2 separate regions of the Homo sapiens genome follow, and region 2 is linked to region 1. Evidence: chromatin contacts called from ENCODE Hi-C or POLR2A ChIA-PET data. All regions are on one chromosome and are shown on one strand. The core of a region is the stretch at or near the end of the contact, and the rest is flanking DNA. Distances in the headings are between cores, read along the strand shown.

What was found. A loop is a pair of places that touch in the nucleus more often than their neighbours do. ChIA-PET counts read pairs that join two places held with the same protein, here RNA polymerase II (POLR2A). Pooled maps may share reads with other maps.
Region 2: a loop to region 1 is called in a map of astrocyte of the cerebellum, with 5 times the contacts of the local background. The contact joins two enhancer-like sites. A Hi-C loop is called at or near these places in 2 of 168 maps with a recorded cell type or tissue (HepG2 and astrocyte of the cerebellum), 2 of 37 single-sample maps with no recorded cell type and 13 of 50 pooled maps. POLR2A ChIA-PET finds 5 or more read pairs at or near these places in 2 of 52 experiments (GM12878 and activated T-cell).

Annotation. Positions count from the first base shown.
Region 1 is chr15:101,022,799-101,028,797 of GRCh38, reverse strand. It overlaps LRRK1 (leucine rich repeat kinase 1), which reads right to left. Exons shown (of 34, transcript NM_024652.6): 16 at 3,831-3,995; 17 at 2,661-2,833; 18 at 1,417-1,537; 19 at 1,001-1,160. Among named protein-coding and RNA genes, the nearest start is that of LRRK1, 110 kb to the right of the region's middle. RefSeq lists enhancers at 1-46, 491-1,690. Within about 2 kb of position 4,602, at least 10 of the 41 ENCODE cell types and tissues checked have a DNase peak (open chromatin) inside an H3K27ac peak, as active enhancers do.
Region 2 is chr15:101,123,589-101,130,555 of GRCh38, reverse strand. The region is part of intron 1 of LRRK1-AS1 (LRRK1 antisense RNA 1); the gene reads left to right. Among named protein-coding and RNA genes, the nearest start is that of LRRK1-AS1, 25 kb to the left of the region's middle. RefSeq lists enhancers at 2,531-2,700, 2,911-3,020, 3,311-3,360 and a silencer at 3,651-3,700. Within about 2 kb of position 2,820, at least 37 of the 41 ENCODE cell types and tissues checked have a DNase peak (open chromatin) inside an H3K27ac peak, as active enhancers do.

The sequences.
Region 1 (5,999 bases), core at 3,353-5,852:
ATCACAGGTGCCCTGGTGGCCCCTGGTAACTCTTGCCAAAGTCCTAGGCTGATGGCCGCCTGGGTAACTACACTTGATCCTCATTATTTGTGGATTTTGCCTTTGCAAATTCACCTTCTTGCTAAGATTGATCTGCAACCTCCAAATCAGCACTCCTGCGGTTATTTGCAGACATGTGCTGAGTGGTGAAAAATTTGCATTGACCAATGTGCACGTTGCCAGCGGAGGCTGAACAGGACAACTCTCTCAGCTCTCATGCTGAAAACAGCTGCCTGCTTAGTGGTCTATGTCAGTGCCACGTTTTTTGAATTTTTGTGCTTTTTGTTGACGCTTTCACTGTTCAAAATGGTCCCTAGTGAAGTGCTGAAACGCTGTGTAGTTCCCTAAGCGTGAGAAGGCTGCGATGTGCCTTATGGAGGAAACCTGTGTGTTAGATAAGCTTTGTTCATGAATGAGCAATAGTGCTGTCAGCCGTGAGTTCAATGCCAACAAATCAACAACATATATTAAGTATGGCATCTTTACGCAGCAACACACATAAAACAAGGTTCTGTACTGACGGGCTGGTGAGTATGTGGTGACCAGAGGCTCGCAGGAGCCCAACGCTGCGTCTCTCCTAGGAGCACTGGTTCCGTATTTGCTATTTCAGTGATCGCGGTGACTTTACAGAACGTTAAGTCCTGTGGCTAATGAGAATCGATTGTAACTGTTTGACCTCTGTCTCCCTGACTGAATATCAGCCCCGGAGGGCAGGCGCCAGTCCATCAGCTTGTATGTCTGTCCTCGTGGCAAACACAATGCTGGTGTAGAGTAGCTGTTTGTGTTCTCTCCCTCCAAGGAAAGAAGGGTGAGAGGGAAGAAGGAAGGGGAGGGGGATGGAAGGCAGAAACGCAGGCTGGGTGTCGGTCTCTCATTCATTACTGAGGCCAAGCTGAAGTTAGCAAGTACAGACAGTTCCATTTCTCACGGGCACCCTGCCACCTACCCCAGCCCCACCCACCTGACTGCAGGTCCTCGTAGTCCTTGATGTCGTTGTCGGGCGTCTGCTCCACCAGCTGCTCCAGCTGCCTGTCCGTCAGGTACTGCACGTCGTCGTCCCGGCTGCGGCGCTGCTGCTCTGCCAGCACGGCCTCCTGCAGGCTCAGGTAGCTCCTGGGGATCTGGGGGACAGTTGGGCGAGGCAGGGTCTCTCAGGTCCCAAGGCACACCTGCCAGCTTGGGCAGATCCTGCCCGGCCCCTGTGGCCTGAGGGGGTGGGACGTTTCCACCCACTATCTTCCATCCTGACCCTCCCTCACCAGGAACCACCGAGCCTTGCCACACAGACATGGGCTTCACAGGAGAGAGGGGGAAGTGAGGACCCCCAACAATGGGAAGCAGGCAGACTGGTTTAAACTGGACCAGCAAGGTACCCACCAGCCGCCCTGCCAGTCGCTGGCAGCCGATGGTGCTGCCCACGTCCTTCATGCTGCACGTGACGTGGAAAATCAGCTGTCGCAGCCCTTCCTGACCTTCCAGGCTCTTGCAGGAAATCTCACTGTGAGCAAAAAGACCCGTCTTTACTCATCATGCCCCACTCCGAGGAAGCGCTGCTGCTTCTCTGTTTCCCTGAGAGGTTTGTCCTGAACGCTGGCAAGTCTGGAGAACTCGTGAAAGACAACACAAGAAGTTTATTGAGGCCTTGCTTTGTGCAAATCACTGTGCTGGGTGCCCCACACTGTGTCGCTTTAGTCTGTCTTCCCAGACTAAACATGGCACTTCACGGAGGAGGAAAGTGAGGTGCAGAGGTACACCGAGACCCCCAAGGGTACAGGCTGGGCAGGCACAGGCTCACACAGGCTGGACTTGGGTTCTGACCCAGAGCCAGGACTCCTCTTATCACAGACCCCATGGGACTTTCTCAAGGGCAAAGCAGGAATTCCTGACAGCCTCATCCTGTATTCCGAGCCAGGCCAATGTGTCCCAGGCTGACCCATGCACCAATACCCGTGGCGCTCTGCCCCGGGCGAGGGAATCTGAGAGCCATCAGTGCAGATAATGCAATATGCAGTGTATTTTACTCCCATTAGGGCACACTTAATTTGCTGAACCTCATCTTCTTCACCTACAAAGTGGCAAACAATCCCCACAACCTGCAGGGCTGTTGTGAAAGTCCAGTGACAGGCAGTCAGCCCAGGGCAATTGGACTTATCTGTATGGACACGTCGTGATGCCTAACTGAAAGCCCCTCCAAACTCTTGGCCCTCTGTGACTCAAAGGCTGCTATCAGGACCACTCAGACCCAATGGAAGGACTGGCCCTCCCTCCCCAGGGTCTGTCCTTGATCAGTGATCAACAAATGAGATGGGCAGCAATTGGTTGGGTGGTGCCCACGTTCAGTCTCCTGGTTCAATAGGCACCATGCATTTTCAGCACTGGCCCTTGGGGCGGGGATGGGGCAGAAAGGAAGCAAAGAGGGGCACCTCCAGGCCTCAACCAGCCAGCCGTCTGGTAGGTCTTCACCCTCCCCAAGGCTGGGTCAGCTCTGTGGATGGCCACCCTTGGCCAGGAAAGGGGCCTAGCCCCACCCAGACTCAGGAGCTCTCTGCAAGCTGATCCCAGGAAAGATCAGCGACTGGCACCCACAAGAAGGCAGGAGCTGCCCGAGGCTGGGCACTCACTGTAAGTGTTTGAAGGTGATGTCTGGGAAGCCTGTGGCCCTGGAGCCGGAGGGGGAGCGGCAGAGTGCCAGCACATAGGCACGCAGCGTTGCAATCCTTTCCACACGGAACTTGGCTTCAATTAAATCCAGGTGCGTCCCGACCACCAGCACCACGGCGTTTGGGGCCTTGGCCTGCAACAGAGAACCCCACGGCTGAGTACTGTCTCTGTTCATGGAACAAGGGACAGGACAGAGCTCCCAGCTGTGCAGGTGCGCTGACCCTGGATGCCACGGCCCTTGCTCAGCCACCAATCTGCAGCCTTGAGACGGTTTGGATGTTTGCCTCCTCCAAATCTTATGTTGAAATGTGATCCCCAGTGTTGGAGGTGAGGCCTGACGGGAGGTTGGGTCATGGGGCCAGATCCCTCATGAATGGCTTGGCACCTTCCTGCAGTAATGGGTGCGTTCACCCTATGTCAGTTCACAGAGGAGCTGATTGTGGAAAGGAGGCTGGCTCCTCTTCCTGTCTCTCCTGCTCCCTCTCTCACTATGTGACATGCTGGCTCCCCTTCCCTTCTGCCATGACTAAAAGCTTCCTGAGGCCTAACCAAAAGCCAACAGATGCTGAAGCCATGCTTGTATAGTCTGCGGAATTGTGAGCCAAATGAACCTCTTTTCTTCATAAATTACCCAGTCTCATTCCTTTCTAGTAATGCAAAACAGACTGCGCTACAGGATGTCAGCCCAGGCAGCACCTGTGCTCCTCATTCTCCGTGAACCTGAGGGACTGTTGCATTGAGGGGTGTCTATGGTGTTCTGTGACCTCCTCCACGGAGGGTGCTGAGTTGGACTTGTGGGGAGGGATTTCTGACCCTTCAGACATGACAGCAGCCATCAGAGGCAGGGAGACAAGGACATCTTTATAACAGGAAGGGAACCCTGCTCTGCTTTTGGATCCAAGGGTGGGGGTTCCTAAATTTAAGGGAAGCGGGGAAATTACATCACCAGCCCTCAGCAGAGGAAGGTTTCAAGTGCCTCACTGTGAAAAGCAAGCAGGACCACGGTTCTGGGGCCCTCTGTGGCAACATAACCCCCTTTTTTTCTCAGTACAGGGGATGCTTGAGGGAAGCGGTGGGACCTGCAAAGCTCTGGGCACTGAAATGGCAGGGCTGGCGTCTGGTGTCCTCACCTCGATGTTGAGCAGCCAGAACTGGAGGTTGGCCACGGCCTCCTCCCCCAGCGCCAGGTTCCAGACCACCACGTACAGGGCCTTGTCCGTGAAGAAGCACTGGTTGACAGTGGCCATGCTGGCCGGTCCCCCGATGTCCCAGACGTTGAACTCCACGGACTCAACCTACTTGAGCAACAAGGCAGCGACAGGGAGGCATTTTAGAGACAAAGGCTTCAGTCAATCAAACGGAGACAACGGATAACTCTGGAGGCTGGACTCGGGGGTCTGAAAAAACAACCGTGGAAAAGTTCTGGACACTCTATTGTTTCTTAGGAAACAGTTATCTGGGCGAGGGACAGGGGCCCGGTGGCATGGGGGTGGGCTTCTGGGACTTCTGTCTACTCCTAGCAGAGCAGAGACCAGGCCCTGGACAGACTTCAGAGGGCCTGGCTCTGTCTGGGCTGCAGATGGGTAGGGGATGCCCTGTGGGAGGAAGCTGTGCTCTGATGTCACGGCTTGCACTGGGGTTCAGCCTCCCTGTGTGCCAGGGCAAGAGGAGGAGATGGGCCTCTGAACTTGTGGGGCTCAGAGGGTGGCGCCCACCAAGGATGCTGGGAAACTCCCTCCCACCCTGTGGGAATCAAACAAAAGATGAGCTGTTGGGCTGCCGGGAACGGCTGTGTAAACGGTGGTTTCTCTATCATTGCATGAGGTAAGAGTCTGGCCCTGGATGCTAAGGCTGCAGTTTTCTACAGAAAGGAGTCATCTCTGTGAGGCAGCATCAGCCTCCAAGACACAGTGTGCTGACCTGGTTTTGTATAAAGATGAAAACAGCTGTTCTCAACTGGCTGAGGCCGGCCACAGAGAGAGCGGCGGGCTCAGCCTTCACAGGATTGTCCTTCCACTAAAGGGTAGGGGGTTTTAATCATCGCAGAAAGGAAGTGGGGGTGAAGGTCAGGAAAAATAGAAGCACGAATTCACCCCTCAGGCCTCAGCTAGAGGAAGCTAAGAGAAGAAATGAGATTGCATAACTGTTAAGAAAAAGGCAAAGCTGGAGAGAATGCAGAGGATTCTGGTTCCTGGAGAGAACCTTCAGACTCGAGTCAGCTAGATTTGCTCCTGGAATGTTCTAGGATTGGCCTAGCGTTGATTGTCGTGTTTGATTGTTCTGGCCCCAACAGGCAGCGCTTCACCCCTTGGAGGACCAGCTTCCAAGTTCGTGTTAGAACAGATGCACAGCTTCAATGCCTACTTTTTCAAAGCAGGTTTGGAAAGTGGTTGTGTGTGGAAGAAGCTGCAGTGTTTGGTTGGCACTGTGCGTGGGAGCTTTGGGGGAAAATCATGGACCATCTGGATCTCAAGCCTCCTCAGTTTTCCACAGTGAAGCAGCCTCTTGCCCCTTGGATCCCGAGGAATCACAGGGTGGCAGAAATCCAAATACAGTTGATGAGGATGGCCTTATCTATGTGTGTTCGTTCCCCGAGCTCAGAGAAAGGGCTAACTGCCCCTGCTCTATTCCAGGGATGGAGTTCCCACCAACAGTCCATGGCTCTTTTCTCTGTTACATGAACAGGAAAATGTTCATTTCCATTTGCCTGGCACTGAATGGAAAGCAAGATGATTAAGAAGTTTATGGATGGACTCAAAAAATTTTTTTTGAATGGAGTCTTGCTCTGTCGCCAGGCTGGAGTGCAGTGGCATGATCTCGGCTCACTGCAACCTCCACCTCCCGGGTTCAAGCAGTGATGGATTCATTTTAAGTAGGGCTTAGAAACAGGACTTTTCAGAACCTGGGGTGAAAGCAGGTGTCAGGGACGGCAGGGTGTTAAGTCCCAGAGTGCTTTTAGCCTCCTCATCAGGGGGCAGATGCTGGTGTGTTTCACTGCCTGCAACAGTGGTTAGCTCTCAGCCCTGGGGGTGCCTTATCCCAGACCACTTGAACTTGAATCCTTGGGGTCAGAGAGCAGTGAGGTGAGGCCTGGGAATTGCTATCTTTAAAAGCCCCTCAAGGGAATCTAACAGACAGCCGGGGTTAAGAACCACTGTCCCAGAGCCTCAAGTAACTATAACAGAAACATACAGGGCAGGTGGATCATTTAAGCTGGGGAGGTTGAGGATGCATCCAGCCTGAGAGACACAGTGAAACCCTGTCTCAAGAAAAAAAAAAAAGAAAAGTAAAGAAAAAGA
Region 2 (6,967 bases), core at 1,571-4,070, 100 kb before region 1:
TGTGCACATTAAATACTAACTCCCCATACCGCTCTTCCCTTGCCCAGCCCCTGGCAACCACTGTTCCTTCTGTCTCTATGATTTTGACTCCTCCAGTTATCTCATCCAAGTGGAATCACACAGTCCTTTCTTATTTCACTCGGCATTATGTCTTCAAGGTTCATGCCTCCTGCAATGTGTCTCAGACTTTTGTTCCTTTTGAAGGCTGAGTAATATTCATTGTCTGTATTTACCATGTTCTTTATCCATTCATTCATCCATGCATGCTCAGCTTGCTTCCACATTTTAGCTGTTGTGAATAACATTTCTATGAACATTGGTGTACAAATTTCTCTTTGAGATGCTGCTTTCCGTTCTTTCGGCTACAGACCCAGAAGTGAAACTGTTAGATCATATTGTAATTCAATTTTTAACTTTCTGAGGAACTGCTGTACTATTTTCCACACAGCGGCAACATCTTACATTCCCAGCATCACAAGAATTCCAATTTCTTCACATCCTTGCCAACACTTGCTATTGTCTGTTTTTTTTTTTAAATAGTAGCCCTCATAATGGGTAAGCAGTGGTATCTCGTAGTTTTGATTTGCATTTCCCTAATGATTAGTGAGTTAAACATCTTTTCCTGTGTTTGTTGGCCATCTTCTTTGGGGAAACATCTATTCAATCCTTTGCCCATTTTCAAATTGGGTTTTGTTGTTTGTTGTTGTTGTTGAGTTTCAGGAGTTCTCCATATATCCTGGATATTAATCCCATATCAGATATATTATTTACAAAATTTTCTTCCATTCTGTGACTTGTCTCTTTACTCCAACCAGTTCCCTATGAATGGACATTTAGCTTGTATGCTAGTCAGCTCCGGCTGCTGTTAACAGATATCACCAACTGGGGTGCTTAAACAACAGACATTGATTTTCTCACAGTTCTGGAGGCTGGAAGTCCAAGATCAAGGTGCCATCAGAGCTGTTTCCTGGTGAGAGCTCTCTTCCTGGCTCATAGGTGGCTGCCTTCTTGCTGTAGCCTCAAAGGCAGAGAGGGAACACTCTGGTGTCTCTCCCTATTTTTTTTTTTTTTTTTGAAACAGAGTCTGGCTCTGTCACCAGGCTGGAGTACAGTGGTGCGATCTTGGCTCACTGCGACCTCTGCCTCCCAGGTTCAAGCGATTCTCCTGCCTCAGCCTCCCAAGTAGCTGGGATTACAGGCATGTGCCACCACACCCAGCTAATTTTTGTTAGTAGAGATGGGGTTTCACCATGTTGGCCAGGATGGTCTCGATCTCTTGACCTTGTGATCTGCCCACCTAGGCCTCCCAAAGTGCTGGGATTACAGGTGCAAGCCACTGCACCCAGCATCTCTCCCTGTTTTTAAGAGGAAACCAGCCCTAGAGAATCAGGGCCACCTCCTTCTGATCTCATCTAACCCTGATTGCCTCCTAATAGCCCTATCTGCAAATACTGTCACACTGCAGGATTCAGGCTTCAACATATGGATTTAGAGAGGACACAATTCAGTGCATAGCAACTTGTTGCCATATTTGGCTATTGTCAAATAAAAACAATACGGAGGGCTGGGCGACCTGCACATTCAGTCCCTTAGAACCAGAAGCTTGAGCAGCCCAGAGGCCAGTGCAGACCCTGCTTGCCTGGCGCTTTGCTGTGACCTCTGCTTGACAATGCTTGCTGCCTTGGAGCTGACGGGCTCTCGTCCAGCTCAGCTGGGGCACAAAACCGTGTAGCTTTGTCTAATTAAGAGCCACAGATGAAGTGCACCTTGGATGTGTTTCTTATTATTTCGGATGAAAGGTTGGCCTCTCTAGAAATCACCCCCAAGATTACTGTGCCTCAAACCTCGCTTGTTCCAGCCGATAGGGAAATGACGTTTTAACGATCATGTTAAATGAAACTGTAAGCTTGACCTTATTAGCTGCCTCTTCTTAATTAGCTGCTTATGCAAGCATTCTTTCCCCCCTGTAGATACAAATCAACAATTTCCAAGCCATCTTTGAACCAACCCACTCTTCTGTCCCCTTGCCAATTCCCTAGCTCCAGGGTTAATAAACTTCACATATGCTCAAGAGCAATTGCGTTAAGAAATGTTGCTTCCACGTAATTACTAGCAAAGTGCAGCATCAGCAGCCATTCATCCCTCACACATGTGCAAATTTACTGCAGGGTACATTCCTAGGAGTGTGTGTCATGGAGGACGGCTTGGCAGCTAGCATTCTGTGTGCTCTCCTCGCTGTTCCTTCAAAGGCTGGAAGGTGAGCCACTGCTTTTCCCGCTTCCCTTGCCGCTAGAGTTCTAAATGTGAAATGGGTTATGCCCGGTGGTCAATGTTTAACAACCAGCTCTCAAAAAAAAACAAAAAAACAACACAAAACAAAAGCAACCCGGCTGTTAGTGCTTGCTGATTTCCATGGTGTAAATATATCCACTGTGGTCAATTTCAATCTTGCTATCCCCTGGTGTCCCTGGACCTGGAATTGGAATTGCCGTGCACCGTTGGCTGTCACTAGGCTGAGCCAGCTCCAGCACATCCATAGTCCTGCCAATTCTTCGCACACCACTATGATTCAGAGGCCAAGACTCTCCTCCTGCTGCTTTTGGCCGTTTCTGCTGGCGAGCAAAGTTGTGGTGGTTGTTTTTCCTGTGGCAGCGTTCCAGGGTCCATTCAGTCCCTTTGTGGGGTCAAGAGGCAGGTATGGTACAGCACTGGGAGCCTCCCGACCCCCACCTGGCTGAGTGGAGTCAGGCTAGCAGAGCCCAGCCGGCTGGTCCCCAGGCCTTTTTCCGGGCACCACGCCAATAGGCCTGGCCCATGCCTCTCAATAAAACGGTAAGCCCCTAATTTCCTGTCTAAACCCCTTTTTGCTTAAAATTGTTAGAGTGGTTTCTGTTTCCTGTAACTAAACCCTGGCTGATGTAAAGTGGAACCTGAAACTGCATTTTTTTTTTTTTAAAGCAGATGTACGTTTTCCTTAGGCTTGTCTCCTAATCTGTCTGTGCAGAAGGATTTTAATGCGTTGTGAGGCCTGGGAGGACAATAATGAGTAAATTGGCACTCATTAAGCTTTGTAAATCTGAGAACTCTGGAGACAAAGCATCTGAGTGAGCTGAGAAGGGTGAGACCCACTTCTAGGGTCTGTGAGGCCCTGTCCTCTTAGCACTCCTTCTGCCAGGCCCCGGCAAGGCTGTCTGTGTTCACCAGGCAGAGGCTAGGCTGTAGGATGCTGGCGTTAGTTAGGGAGAAACTGGATTTTCTTAGATCCACAGAATCAGACACAAGTCATGAGACTATGTCATTTAGTTTGCAACTCCAAATGCTTTTGAGGCTGAGTTAACTGTGGGACGTCTCTTTGGATTTACTCTCAGGCAGGGCTCCTCCCTGGGGAGCAAACTACTCCTGAGGTGAGATGGGGGAGAACAGATGTGTACCAGTGATCCCAGCAGCCTAGGGAGGAGGCCCGACTTGCAGAGGCATTCTTTCAGCTCATTAAAGAGCACCCTCTTTGATAAAGGCAATTACCTCTTGGGAAAGAAGCCTGTTAGCAGCCCTCAGAACCTGGGTGTGAATGAATTTCCAGGTTCTTTCCAAGCTGAGAGCAGGTAGGTACTGCGAGGATGAGGCACAGCCTGGGTAAGTCTGGCAGCCGGAACTGTGGGGAGTAGACCCACCCACGGTCACTAATAAGAGGGGCTAGTCGGGACTGTGCCCTGAGAAGTGGGAGCTGAGCCCTGCAGAACCAGCTTCTAGGCTCTGTCCCCTCCTGCTGGCCCTTGGATAAGCCTCTCTGGGCCCCCTGCTTTCTCATCTGTCAAATGGGGATTATATTACCTAGCCTCATAATGTTCTCCTGCGGTGGGTAAAATGGAATCTTCAAAGCGCTAGGGAAATAGAAAGTGAGGGCGGGGTAGTGGGAGCTGTGGGCCTGGGTTCAGGCAGCGAGGTGACACACTGTCACTGAAGTCACAATAATAAAATCTACTAAGTCAGACGACTGGTGTTTTTGTTGCTGTTGTTTGTTTTTCTAATTACCAGGCATGATTAAATACTCCTGCCAGGGAAAATATTTTGTTGATCTAAATTCTAAACAATTGTGAGGGTTTATGTATATATATATATACTTCAAATCAACATGATTTTATTTATTATCCTTTGATAAGCTTTGTATTCCAAGTGAAAGTTAATTTCAGAACTCCCAGGTATAAAGTCGGTCCAGAAATGTGCTTTTCAAAAGTAAGTTGTGAGCCGTCTGAAGCCACTTTGGACATCATTCACGTCTCCAGTGCCCCAGGGTGCTGTGAATTCCTACATTTAAACAGCAGATTTGACGAAGCAACAATAGCACAGTGATCGGAAAGAGGAAGATTCGGAACTTAAGTTACTTCAATTCTGTATTCTGTGTGACCATTGAAGTCTTGTTTGTGTTTAACATTTAAAACAGTATAAGAGGCCAGGAGCGGTGGCTCATGCCTGCCGGTAATCCCAGCACTTTGGAAGGCCGAAGTGGGCGGATCACAAGGTCAGGAGTTCAAGACCAGCCAGACCAACATGGTGAAACCCTGTCTCTACTAAAAATACAAAAAATTAGCTGGGCGTGGTGGCAGCCGCCTGTAATCCCAGCTACTCGGGAGTCTGAGGCAGGAGAATCCCTTGAACTCAGGAGGCAGAGGTTGCAGTGAGCCGAGATCGCGCCACTGCACTCCAGCCTGGGTGACAGTGTGAGACTCAGTCTCAAAAACAAACTAACAACCCCAAAAAACAGTACAAGAGCACAAACTGCAAGGTGAGGGGACATTTTAGTTCATATATGAAATATTTTACTACATTGGAATGATATATTTAAAATTGGAAACATGTTCTTTTTAAATTATTAATTTAAAACTAAGGAACAAATCAAGAAAATTAAATATTAGAGAAAATATAGTAGTTGCCCAAGTTTTATCTTTTGCAGATGTTTTGTCTCATTTACTGAAATATAATTGATATACCATAAAATTCACTGTTTTAAAGTATACAATTCAGTGTTTGCTTTTTCTTTTTCCTTTAACCGTACTCACAAGGTTGTACAGCTTTCACTGCTATCTAATTCTAGAATATCTTTGTCACCTGAAAAATAAACCCCATACCACGAGCAGTCACTCTTCACTTCCCTCAGCCCTGGGCAGCCACTAGTCTATGTCTTCATGGATTTGCCTATTCTCAGAATTTAATAGAAGTGAAATCATATAATAGGTGACTTCTGCATTTGGTTTCTTTCCCTTAGCGTAATGTTTTCAAGGTTCTTCCATATTGTAGCATGTCAGAATTCCCTTCCTTTTGCTTTCCTTCCTGAATCATATTCCCTTGTATGGCTATACCAGATTTTCTTCTCCATTCGTCAGCTGCTAGGCATTTGGGTTATTGTCACCTTTTGGCCATTGTGAATCATGCTCCCATGAAGATTCATGTAGAAGATTTTGTGTGAATGGAGGTTTTCATTTTTCCTGGGCATAGACCTACGAGTGGAATTGCTGGTCATGTGGAAACTATGTTTAACGTTTTGAACAACCGCCAAGGGATTCGTCCTTTTGTGAGTGTATATCCAGTCCCAGCAATTTCTCCACATCCTCACTAACGCTTAGCTGCCCTTTAAAAATTAGAGTCATTCTAGTAGGTGTGAAATGGTCTCTCACTGCGGTTCCTTTTTTTTTTTTTTTTTTTCCCAGAGACAGAGTTCTGCTCTGTCACCCAGGCTGGTGTGCAGTGGTGCAATCTTGGCTCATTGCAATCCCCCCACTCCCAGGTTCAAGCGATTCTCCTGCCTCAACCTCCTGAGTAGCTTGGACTACAGGCACCTGCCACCACATTCAACTAATTTTTTTGTATTTTTTTGTAGAGATGGGCTCTCGCCATGTTGGCCAGGCTGGTCTCGAACTCCTGACCTCAAGTGATCTGCCCGCCTTGGCCTCCCAAAGTGCTGGGATTACAGGCATGAATCACTGCACCCAGCCTCTGTGGTTTTGATTTGCCTTTCCAATGACTTTTGATGTGATTATTGGCCATTTTTGTATGTCTTCTTTGGAGAAATGTCTATTCAATTCCTTCAGTCATTTTTGAATTGGGTTATTTTGTCTTTTTATTACTGAGTTTTAAGAATTCTTTATACATCCTAGAAGGAAGTCTTCATCAGATACATTATTTCCAAGTATTTTGTCTCATTATTTGTATCGTTCTTTCACTTTCTTGGTGGTTTGCTTTCTTTTGTTGCTGATGGTATCTAATCTAAAGAAACCATTGCCTAATCCAAGGTCAAGGAGATTGACGTCTGTTTGCTTCTGAGATGTTTTTAAGTTTTAGCTCTTACATTTAAGTCTTTGATCCATTTTGAGTAAATTTTTTAATGTCGTGTGAGACAGTAGTCCAAATCCATCCTTTTGTTTCAGCACCATTTTTTGAAAAGATGATTCTTTCCCCATCAACTTATCTTGACACACTTCTTGCAAATCAATTGACCATAGATGTAGCTACTTGAAGTTTTATTTCTGTTTTCCCTCAACTTCTTATTTTCAAAAATTTAAGTGGCAGGCCTTTGTTCTTCCCTCTTGTTACAGTTTGACATTCCTTCCTAAAAATCACTCTAAACTTTGTGACGGGTCCCAACTGTCCTCCTCACGTCCCCAGCACTTAGCTGGGGCAGTTGGCCTGGGGGCCTTGGTTCTCCTCCATGTGCCCCTCCGGCAGGCTGGCTCGGGCTTCTCACAGGGACCGGAGTTCCAGAGGGACAAAAGCGAAGATGGAAGGCCCCTTAAGGCCTTATTTGGAGTCACATGGTGTCTCTTGTGCCACTCTTTATGAGTCACAGCAAGTTGCAAGGCTTGGCCAGATTAGAGGGGTGGGGAACTAGCCTGTGCCTCTTGATGGGAGAAGATGGAAGGAATCTGCAAAGAATCTCTGACATTTTAATTCACTGCAATCTCTGAACATGCCA